Regions from separate parts of the Homo sapiens genome. Here region 2 is linked to region 1. The links are chromatin loops, found by intact Hi-C in ENCODE. Cell type or tissue: PC-3. All regions are shown on one strand. Each heading gives the region's core, and the rest is flanking DNA. Links, peaks and the distances in the headings are about the cores only. Region 1 overlaps NR5A2 (nuclear receptor subfamily 5 group A member 2). Region 2 has its middle 42 kb from the start of NR5A2.

Evidence for each region. A loop is a pair of places that touch in the nucleus more often than their neighbours do. Peaks named below come from ENCODE experiments on the same cell type or tissue, not always from the same donor. Only the 100,000 strongest peaks of a DNase experiment are listed, where the experiment ranks them.
Region 2: a loop joins it to region 1, with 4 times the contacts of the local background. A loop is called at or near these places in 2 of 110 quality-filtered maps.

Annotation. Positions count from the first base shown.
Region 1 is chr1:200,036,789-200,042,159 of GRCh38, reverse strand. NR5A2 (nuclear receptor subfamily 5 group A member 2) reads right to left here. Exons shown (of 8, transcript NM_205860.3): 2 at 2,365-2,502. Among named protein-coding and RNA genes, the nearest start is that of NR5A2, 12 kb to the right of the region's middle. RefSeq lists enhancers at 945-1,747, 5,335-5,371. In PC-3, for the core only: no CTCF peak of the experiment used is centred there; a DNase peak (open chromatin) is centred at 2,409; H3K4me3 peaks cover 1,580 bases; H3K27me3 peaks cover 4,735 bases.
Region 2 is chr1:199,982,587-199,987,957 of GRCh38, reverse strand. No RefSeq gene overlaps it. Among named protein-coding and RNA genes, the nearest start is that of NR5A2, 42 kb to the left of the region's middle. In PC-3, for the core only: no CTCF peak of the experiment used is centred there; no DNase peak of the experiment used is centred there.

The DNA of each region.
Region 1 (5,371 bases), core at 184-5,183:
AAGGGATGCTAGGCGAGGTCCTCCCAGCGGTGCCAGCCTGAATCCCAGCCCCAAGAGACCCCCACTAGGGTTTTAGGAACCTGGGGGTTTGGGAAGGGCCGAGGGTTCAGAAATTCCTTTATAGCCCCTAGACGTTGATAGCTCTCCTAACAATCGCGATGACAGTCTTGAGGCATGTTTTAGGAACAAGGCGAAAAGCGCACTTTCCCAACTGTGATCTTTTCTACCTCCCCTTCCCCCAACAAAGTAAACTCTAACTTTACACCAAAGGGGCACAGATAGGCAACTGCTTTCAGAGGGACTCCGTGCCTACCTCGGGGACCCGACATCGAAGAAAGACCGAGGCATGAGGTAGAGACTCTCTTGAAAAAACCCAAAGACAGAGGCTGAGTAGGGAGACGCTGCTGTGTGAGGCCTGGGCACCTTTCAGAGTTTCCCAGATGCTCTGGTGCAGCCGAAGTAGGCGTTTGGGGAGGCGAACTCATCGGGGCAAAGAAGCGCCCACACTCTTCCCCAGTTTCGGTCTAGGGAAAGAAGAACGGACGGCGGTGCCTTGGAAAGCTAGGGCCTCAGAGAGGCGCACAAAGTTCCCTCAAAGTTGGGCGCGCTGCTCTGTCCCGGGACCATGTAGTGGATCGTCTTTCTGGGCTCCTACGGAGGCGTCCCAGGTGGGAACCAGAGCAAGCAGGAGAATGGGGTCCCCATCCCCCAGGGGCTCCTCCCGACAGGCAGGCCTCTAGTCTCCGACGAAGCCTTGCCCCGGCGCTTCCCATGCTGATTTCGAACCATGGGCTGAGTGAGTGGCGACTTCTGAGCCCAGGCACCAAAGAAAAACTACTTCTCTGGTTTGGGGGCACTAGGTAGTGTGTCCAGAAGACCCCTCTCGAACTTTCCAAAGAAAACGTTACCAATAACATTTCTCTCTCCGCTCTCAAAATAAGTCTTTGGCTTCTCGCGCCAGAACAAGAAGCAGAAACTTTCCTTTTGGAGCCAAGAATCGTGCCGGCCTCACCCAGCGACCCCAAGGGTAGGCCCTCTCCGGAGCTGCCGGCTGAGGTCCCCCAACCCAGCCCCCCAGCGCCACTTCCCCGATGCCCCACACTAAACTGGAATTCCAGGTGCCCGGAAGAAAGGCTTCTTTGGACCAACCGGGTTCCCATAGCAGCCAGACCCACAGGTCAGCCTCCGGGGCTTCAGCTCTAGGGGACTCTCACAGCCCTACCTAGAGGCTTGGGGAGACCCCAGGATGACCGATGGGGTAACGGATCACAACCCGCACGGCGCACGCCCTCCAGCTACGTATTTTCCCCTCCGCGGTAGGGCGACTACAGGTCCCCCGGCCTGAGCGCCCGGGCGCGCCGCCCACTCAGCACCGCAGAGTGCACCAGCCCTGAACTCTGCTCTCAACACCTCCCAGTCCTTTCAAGTTCGCGCAAGGGGATGGCAGGAAGCGTTCCGGGATCACAGGCCCGCCGGCCCGCACATCCTGCACCCTGGAAGGGGCGAGGATGGAAGAGCACCGGTGACTTTTCCTAGCATTGTTCCCTCCCTGGCCCAGAGCAAATGAGATAAACTTCTGAAGGGCTTAATACAAGCCATAGGGTTGCTATTTTGGAATGAGGAGAAAATGTAGCCAGCGGGATTTGTTTTTTTGTTGGCAATCAAGAGCTGGGAAAACGAATGGGACCTCCATATTTTCAGATCTCAGATTTTAAAAGGGGGCAATAAACGAACCGCTGTCCTCCCACCCCCAACTCACTCAGCACTACGCGTACAGGGGATGGGGTTGGGGTAACTTGTTCCCTTCAGTTCTGCCAGCAATGTTGAATTGTCCAAATCCGAGCTGGCTGCGGGTGTCCGCCTGGGCTTTTGGTGTGGTCACATGTATTCTAATAGCGCTAAGACAATCCTTTCGGAGGTCACCTCTTTCTGTAGTTGACTTTCCTAGACTGGGTCGCCTCCCTCCACACAAGAGTACTGGTTGAAGTACAGTACACACCAATTCCAATGACAGAGAACCTGTTCGGGTGTCCAGTGAGACATTCCATTTCTTAGAATGATCTTATTATTCTAAAGTACCTTTAGCCTGAAGCTGCCCTGCTTGGGTTGCCATAGAGCTGGAAGCCTCTCTTTCCTTAATTAGAAGCGGCCAATTAGACGTTGCTTGGAAAAACCTCTGCCCCGCATTGTTCAAGAGCCATAAACTTTTATGCCTGCACCTGGGGAGGGGGCTTGACTCCCGCGGCTGCGAGCGCCCAGCGGGGCTACTCCCGCGCCCGCGCGGGGCGGGAGGCTGAAGCCTGCAGGGCGAGCCCGGGGGTGGGGAAGCAGCGGGAGCCGGAGCGCCGCGCGGCGCCTCCTTACCTTGCATGTTTTCCGGCATCTGGCCCTGTTCCCCATGCGATCGAGCCAGTCCCAGGGCTTCCGTCTCCACTTTGGGCAGCATGACAAGGCGACCGCGGGCGGGGATGGGGGATCCGTGTCGGTCCGGAAGCCCAGCACCTGGACACGGGCAGCACAGATTCAACTCCGGCGAAAAGAAGGAAGGGGCGACCGGGATGCCTGCTAACCCAACCCTCTCGCCTCGCCGGAGCGTGCCTCCGCCTCCTCGGGGCTGCCGGGCAGGACCTCTGAGCCCTGTCCGGTCTCGCAGCTCCGGAGCCGCCCCCAAGCTGCGAGGAGGAGGTCAGGGTTAAAAAAGGAGGCGAGGAAGACAGCGTCCCGGCCCTCTGGTTCGGCTCCGCAAGGGCGCAGGCGGCGGCGGTGGCGAGGACGCAGCTGCCCGGGGCGCGGAGCCGTGAACCGCCGAGCTCCCGGCGGGCAGCGGAGGCGACCGCGGGGCTGCTATTGCCGCCCCGGCTGTGCCGCTGCCACTGCTCCCGGACGGCTCGGGCGACTCCTTCCCCTCCCTCCACCGCCCTCTGGCTCAGGATCGGCAGGGGTCTCTCTCCTCTTTCTCTCGCCTCCCTTCTCTCTCCCCTCCTCTCCGCCCCTTCCCCCTATCTCTCTCTGCCTCTCTCTTGCTCACTATCGCAAGTGTGGAGTTGTGAAGTTCCAACCTCCCTCTCCTGCCTGGTCCACTCCCCGCGCGGGACCGAGAACGGCCCTTCCCAGCCCCGAGGGTGACGGTGCTGGGAAGGACAGGGGGGAAGACGAGGGGGAGAAGGAGGTAAGTAGGGCCAGGGGTTGGGGGAAGGCTGGATTGAGGGGTGAAGACAGTGAATGCGGACGCGGGTTCCGGACTCAGGTCGGACACTAGCCGCCAGCCAATAAGGATGAGGCTCAGGCTCCAGTCCCCCGGCCTGCCCCAACCTCTTCACCCCGCCTCACCCCCTCCCACCCCACCCTGGCCCGGGGCGGGGGGATGTAAATGCAGCCGGGTCTTACAGCTAGTCAGAAGCGACCTCTGTCTGAGCGTGGCGGCGAAGGAGAAGCAGCCAGAGCGGCAATTTCCTCGATCTGAGGGGAAGCAAGAAGAAGGGATGGGGGCGCGGGTGGGCGTGTGCCCTTGCTAGTGTGTCGGATGAGGAGATGAAGGGAGTTAAACACCCACTTAAACCATTGAAAGGAGAAAATTTAGCTGACCGTTCTTACATGCAGAGTTGGTCTGCGGTCAAGGGTCCTCCAGCTTCAACTCCCCAGGGCACTGAGACCCTGAAGAGGCGACACGTGGGCCCCGGCGCCCTGAAGGGGCCGAGGGTCAGCTCAATGAGAGGCGGGCCACAAGCCAAGAGCTCACTCATAGAATTAGAGGAAGGGGCAGCGACTCCTCTTTCCCCAGTCTGCTCCCTAGTCCCTTCGTTCACTTTTAAAAGACCCTCGACTGGAGCCCAAGATCATCTAAGCGACAGACTTTCCAGTTTTAGTGACCTGTGTTTCCACACGGAATACAAGGATCAGTCCAGGCTGTACTTTTTCATTCTGTTGTCTGATGGGACCATCCACTTGAGGCCGAGGCCCAGCATTTAAAAAATGTTTTAAAGAACCATCTGTTACGCAAGCTCTTCGACCACCAGCCCAGCCGCATCTTCAAAGTTTTCAGATCTCCTCCCAACAAGATGAAAAACATTCTTTCCAGCCTCCTGACTGCATGCGAAATGCCTCATATTTAGAATCTGCTGTGCAACGAAGTAATTATCAGAGTCCACCCACAAGGGGGTGAATTTGAATCTCAAAAGATCTAAGTTTATTCTATTTGAATGGTATAGAGATTACACATTGAAACTGCCCAATCCGGTATTTGGTGACTTGGAAATTATTCCAATCTTTGCAGTGCATAATGTACATAAAATGGGTTGTTCATCACCCACCCACACCTGGCAATTCAGGTACTACTGACTCTTAATTGATTTGTCATTTTGCTCTTCAATATATATTCAGGATCAAAGTTATTTAGACTTCAGCTTTAGTAGCAACTTCAGGTTTCGTGGAAACATTTAAACTTATGAAGGCCTGTCCATTAGTTTGTATGGAGAAGTGGGCTGAAGTTGCCAAAAGCTCCAATTTTTGTGATAGTATCAAGTATCACTGTCACTACATTTCAGTATTCCTAGTTGTTTTAAGTATCACTGAGAACTAAGAAAATAAAGAAAGGGAGTCAGTTTCAGGGCTCACTGCAGTGGTTGCCCTGCTTTGCTCGTGAACTTTGAAAATCAGTTTATTTCAAAGCCTTAATTAAGAAGAACCTCCTCCCACAGCAATGCGAAGAATTTATGGGTGCACTTATGATACAGCACCTTTCCCAGACCCTAGCATGGCAAGGATGCAGGACTCCAAACGCTTGGTCCTAAGAGGAAACCTCCAACCCCTAGTGTGTGGTGGTGATTTCACCTCTGCTTGGTGAAGCCGGGGGAAGTTAGGAGAGTTGAAAGAAGTTGAAAGAGGGTCTGACAGGACCTTGAAATTGTAGTGTATCAAGAAACCCTGCCTTGGCTTGAGGCTGAACCTGAGGCTGAGGCTGACCTAGTGAGACAAGCTTTGTGACCATGCTCATAACGCCAGCTGCCAGGGCCAGAAGGGACTTGCTTAGGCCACACTAGCGACTTCTTGGTCCATGCCAGTCTACCCTCCCACCACATCCCCGAAAGATGGAGAGTGGTGGTGGCAAAAGGCCAGCTGGCACTCATTTATCTCTCCACAGGTGGACTTTCCAGGAAAGAAAAATCCTCACAAAATGGGAGGGGTGCGGGAGGGAACGGTGGCTGGGGACTGGGTTTTAAAAATCCATGCTTTAAAAAATTAACGCAGGAGCTTGTATCACGGAGGGAAGCCCTTTCCTTTGCTTTGAAAGTCTAGTCCAGGCCAAAACCTAAGCGTAGCAGCGAAATGGAGGGGGACTGAAAGAGCAGAAAGTCTCGAGCGAGAGAAAACG
Region 2 (5,371 bases), core at 162-5,161, 54 kb after region 1:
AAAGCAAGACCCTCATCTCTACAAAAATAAAGAATAAAAAATTAGCTAGGAATGATGGTACATGCCTATAGTCCCACCTACCTGGAAGGCTGAGGCAGGAGGATCACTTAAGCCCAGAAATTGAGGCTGCGGTGAGCCATGATTGCACCACTGCACTCCATCCAGCCTGGTTGACAGAGCAAGATCCTGTCTCAAAAATAAATAAATAGGCTGGGTGCACTGGCTTATGCCTGTAATCCCAGCACTTTGGGAGGTCAAGGTGGGCAGATCACGAGGTCAAGAGATGGAGACCTTTCTGGCCAACATGGTGAAACCTCATCTCTACTAAAAATACAAAAATTAGCCGGGCATGTTGGTGGGTGCCTGTAATCCCAGCTACTCAGGAGGCTGAGACATGAGAATCTCTTGAGCCCGGGAAGCAGAGGTTGCGGTGAGCTGAGATGGAGCCACTGCACTTCAGCCTGGGTGACAGAGTGAGACTTTGTCTCAAAAAAAAAAAAAAAAAAAAAAGACAGAGCCTTGCTATGTTGCCCAGACTAGCTTGCAGTGAATATTTATAAGCACAATCATAACACACCACAGCCTTAAACTCTTTTTTTTTGTTGTTGTTGTTGTTTTGTTTTGTTTTGAGATGGAGTCTTGCTCTGTCACCCAGACTGGAGTGCAGTGGCAGGATCTTGGCTCACTGCAACCTCAGCCTCCCGGGTTCATACAATTCTTCTGCCTCAGCCTCCCAAATAGCTGGGACTACAGGCGCCCCCCACCACGCCCAGCTAATTTTTGTATTTTTAGTAGAGACAGAGTTTCACCATATTGGTCAGGCTTGTCTCAAACTCCTGACCTCAGGTGTTCCACCTGCCTCAGCCCCACAAAGTGCTGGAATTACAGGCATGAACCACCACGCCCAGCTACAGCCTTAAACTCTTGAGCTCAAGTGAGGCTCCCACCTCAGCCTCCTCAATAGCTAACTCTTATTTGTTACTCTTTTTAAATTTCATTTTATTTTATCTTGAGACAGGGTCTGTCTTTGTTTCTCAGGCTTGAGTGCAGTGGTGAGATCTCAGCTCACTGCAACCTCTGCCTCTCAGGCTCAAGCCACCCTCTCATGTCAACCTTCTGAGTAGCTGGGACTACAGGCGAATGCCACCACACCCAGCTCATTTTTGTATTTTCTGTAGAGATGAGGTTTTGCCATGTTGCCCAGGATGGTCTCAAACTCCTGAGCTCAAATGATCCACCCACCTTGGCTTCCCAAAGTGCTGAGATTACAGGCATGAGCCACCATGTCTGGCCATTTGTTATTCTTTTTTTTTTTTTTTTGAGTTGGAGTCTCAAAGCCTGGTGCCTGCCACCACACCCAGCTAATTTTTGTAGTTTTAGTAGAGACAGGGTTTCACCATATTGGCCAGGCTGGTCTCGAACTTCTGACCTCAAGTGATCCACCTGCCTCGGCCTCCCAAAGTGGACATTTATTATTCTTAAACATTAAGATGAGATATTGATAACACTCCTTGTTTTGAGATTTATCTGATTTTCTTCTAATCTTGAACTTTTTATTATCCAGAAATTTAAATATTTTATTTGATTTCATTTTCTGTCATTTCTATTTTCTTCTATTTCATCAGATCCGAGGAACTTATTATCATCATATGTGTTTGGTTTTCTGCTAATTTTTTTTTTTTTTTTTAGACAGAGTCTTGCACTATTGCCCAGGCTGGAGTGCAGTGGCATGACCTCAGTTCACTGCAACCTCTGCCTCCCGGGTTAAAGCAATTCTCCTGCCTCAGCCTCCCCAGTAACTGGGATTACAGGCGCCCACCACTATGTCTGGCTAATTTTGTATTTTCGGTAGAAACAGAGTTTCACTATGTTGGTCAGACTGGTCTCAAACTCCTGACATCAGGTGATCTGCCCGTCTTGTCCTCCCAAAGTGCTGGGATTACAGGTGTGAGCCACTGTGCCCAGCTTGGTTTTCTGCTAATTTTTAAGGATTTAAAACTATTTTAAGTATCCTATTTTGGTGTCTGATATTTCATAGTAAGATAAATCATTGTCTTTTCTCCTATCCACCGAATTATCTAGTTATCTTAATGCCATTTGAAGATAATAGTTCTTTTTCTTTTTTAAAAAAGCAAACACCTTTATTTACTTATTTGAGACAGGGTTTCACTCTGTTGCCCAGGCTGGAGTGCAGTGGTGCGATCTTGGCTCACTGCAACCTCTGCCTCCCGGGCTCAAGCAATTCTCGTGCCTCAGCCTCCCAAGTAGCTGGGATTACAGGCACGTGTCATTCACGCCCAGCTAATTTTTGTATTTTTAGTAGAGGGGGTTTTGCCATGTTGACCAGGCTGTTCTTGAACTCTTGACCTCAAGTGATCTGCCCGCCTTGGCTTGCCAAAGTGCTGGGATTACAGGCATGAGCCACCATGCCTGGCCAGTAATCCTTATTTTTAGTGAAAACCTAGGAAGTAAGTAATTGTGATTATCTATTAGATGTGGAGCCCAGGACAAAGAACAAAGCTGTAGAGATAATATCAGACTTTTTTTAGTACAGCCAGGAGGAACAGCTGGGCCAGGTAAGATCTTATATGTCCCCAGGCCTTATCACAGCCATGTGTTTAGAGCGTGTGCCACATGCGGCCCAGGATGGCTTTGAATGCGGCCCAACACAAATTCATAAACTTTCTTAAAATTTTATGAGTTTTTTTGCAAATTTTTTTTCTTTTTTTAGCTCATCACCTATCGTTAGTGTATTTTATGTGTGGCTCAAGACAATTCTTCTTCCAGTGTGGCCCAGGGAAGCCAAAAGATTGGACACCCCTGGTTTAGAGCCTAAAATCGAATGGCTCTAAAATATAAGTTCATAAACAAGCCAAACAATTATTAGAAATATTACAGAAGTAATAGTTTATGGCCTTAAAATATTTAGTAAATACAGTACTTGACCTATCTGACTAATAAAGTGACTAAATGTCTACATTAAGTTTTGAAGATTTAAAAAATTTTATTAATAACAAAATTATCTTTACTAATGATTATTAAAGTTGTCTATGAAAAGAGTCAAACTCTGTAAAATATTTGAAGAAATTTATTCCAAGCCAAATATGAGTGACGATGGCCCATGACACAGCCCTCAGGAGATCCTGAGAACATGTGCCCCAATCTTCCTTTTTCTGTTGTTTTATGATAATTTATTTTTCAAACGCTACCTTCTGTTATGCAACTGTTATATTCAGTAATGAACTGTGATTTAGACATCTCTTTTCAGTCATTAGAGCCAGTGGTGTCCAGGAATTTTCACTGTCTTGAAAGAGTCCAGTTTTTACAGTGAAGCTTGGCATCCTTATTCTCCGTCACAAGGTAATTGTGGGTAGTGCACAGGAGTTTAGTTTTACTTGAAAGCTATAAATCCTATCTTAGTAAATAAAATAAAACTGGCTAATGATCACCAATCGTATTTTCTTTTCTTCTAAGGAATGGGCTTGAACAAGAAGAGGGGGTTTCTCACAACTGCACTAAAATAGCTTTTAAGCAGAAAGTGGCCTTATGTCAACCAAGACAGGTTCTCCTCATTAAACAAACACCTTCCTCAATTGAATCCTTTTATGTTACAATTGTTTCCACATCTATAGAGCTTCATGAGAGATTATGCCAAAAATATATTTGTGGCATGTTGCGGTGGCTCACGCCTGTAATCCCAACATTTTGGGAGGCCAAGGTGGGCGGATCACCTGAGGCCAGGAGTTCAAGACCGGCCTGGCCAACATGACGATAACCTGTCTCTACTAAAAATACAAAAAAATTAGCTGGGTGTGGTGGCGGATGCCTGTAATCCCAGCTACTCAGGAGGGTGAGGCAGGAGAATCGCTTGAACCTGGAAGGTGGAGGTTGCCGAGATTGTGCCACTGCACTCCAGCCTGTGCAACAAGAGCGAAACTCCATCTAAAATATATATATATATTTGTTTGTACAAAAATAGTGTAAAAGTACTTATTTTCTAGAACAACCAAGAGCCGGCTTTCATTAAAGCTTGTCAGGGCAGGTTGGTGTCAGAGGAAATTTGCCCTAGTGCTGATCATTTGTCCTCCATATACAGTTCCAATAATCTGTTTGTAGAACATGGTAAACCAGCTGGATGTGTTGTTGAGGGAAGGCTAGCCTGGGTAGCTGTAGGTCATTTAATCACCTAGTGAAGCTAGAATTAGTGTGTTTAGATCTCAGTTGGGAAGCTTTCTTTGGAGATAAGTCTGGATTAGCCATAGTGAATTGATGTGATCCAGCTTTTCGGCTCTGTTCGAGTTCAGCTGAAGCATAAAGGGATGGTCTTCATGGTCTCCTGTGCTTATCTACCTTTTTTTTTCTTTTTTTAAGAGATGTGGGTCTTGCTATGTTCCCTAGGCTGTACTCGAATTCCTGGGCTCAGGCAATTCTTCTACTTCAGCATCCTGAGGAGCTGGGAGGACAGGTGTACACCACTGCACTTGTCCAGCTTACTTACTTTTCTTTTCTTTCTTTTTTTTTGAGACAGTCTTGCTCTGTCACCCAGGCTGGAGTGCAGTGGTGCAATCTTGGCTCACAGCAACCTCTGCCTCCTGTGTTCAAGTGATTCTCCTGCCTCAGCCTCCGAATTAGCTGGGATTACAGGTGCCTGCCACCAGGCCTGGCTAATTTTTTTGTATTTTCAGTAGAGATGGGGTCTTGCCATGTTGGCCAGGCTGGTCTTGAACTCCTAGGCTCAAGTGATCCGCCTGCCTCGGCCTCCCAACGTGCTGGGATTACAGGCATGAGCCTCTGCCCAGCCACTTTCCTACTTTTCTTATAGTAGAAATACCATGGACTCAGGTAGATGCCATTTAGTCAAAAGTGCCAAGAATTTAGTGATCTACATCTCTTTGCATGAAACTGTGACCTCCTTTGAGAGGAGAACAGAGCCCCTGTGTTTTAGATGTTTACAATTCAGCTGGAGAAACAAGACTTACACATATGAAAATTTAACTAGCAGTAAAAACTAGTTTATAAACTGGAACCAAATGATGGAACAGTGAGAGTTCAGAGAACACAGGGAGGGGCATCACTGTGGATTGGAGGAATCAGTAGCAGCTTCCTAGGTGAGGCTGGACACAACGGGCTCTTAAAAGATAAATGAGTGGGGAGGAGGGAAGAATGGAGAGCATTCAGGTGAGAAGTAGTCTAAAGAAGCATAAAGGAAGCCAGGGCCCGGTGCTGTGGCTCATGCCTGTAATCCCAGCGCATTAGGAGGCCGAGACGGGTGGATCACCTGAGGTGAGCAGTTCGAGACCAGCCTGACCAACAAGGAGAAACCCTGTTTCTACTAAAAATACAAAATTAGCCAGGCGTGGTGGCACATGCC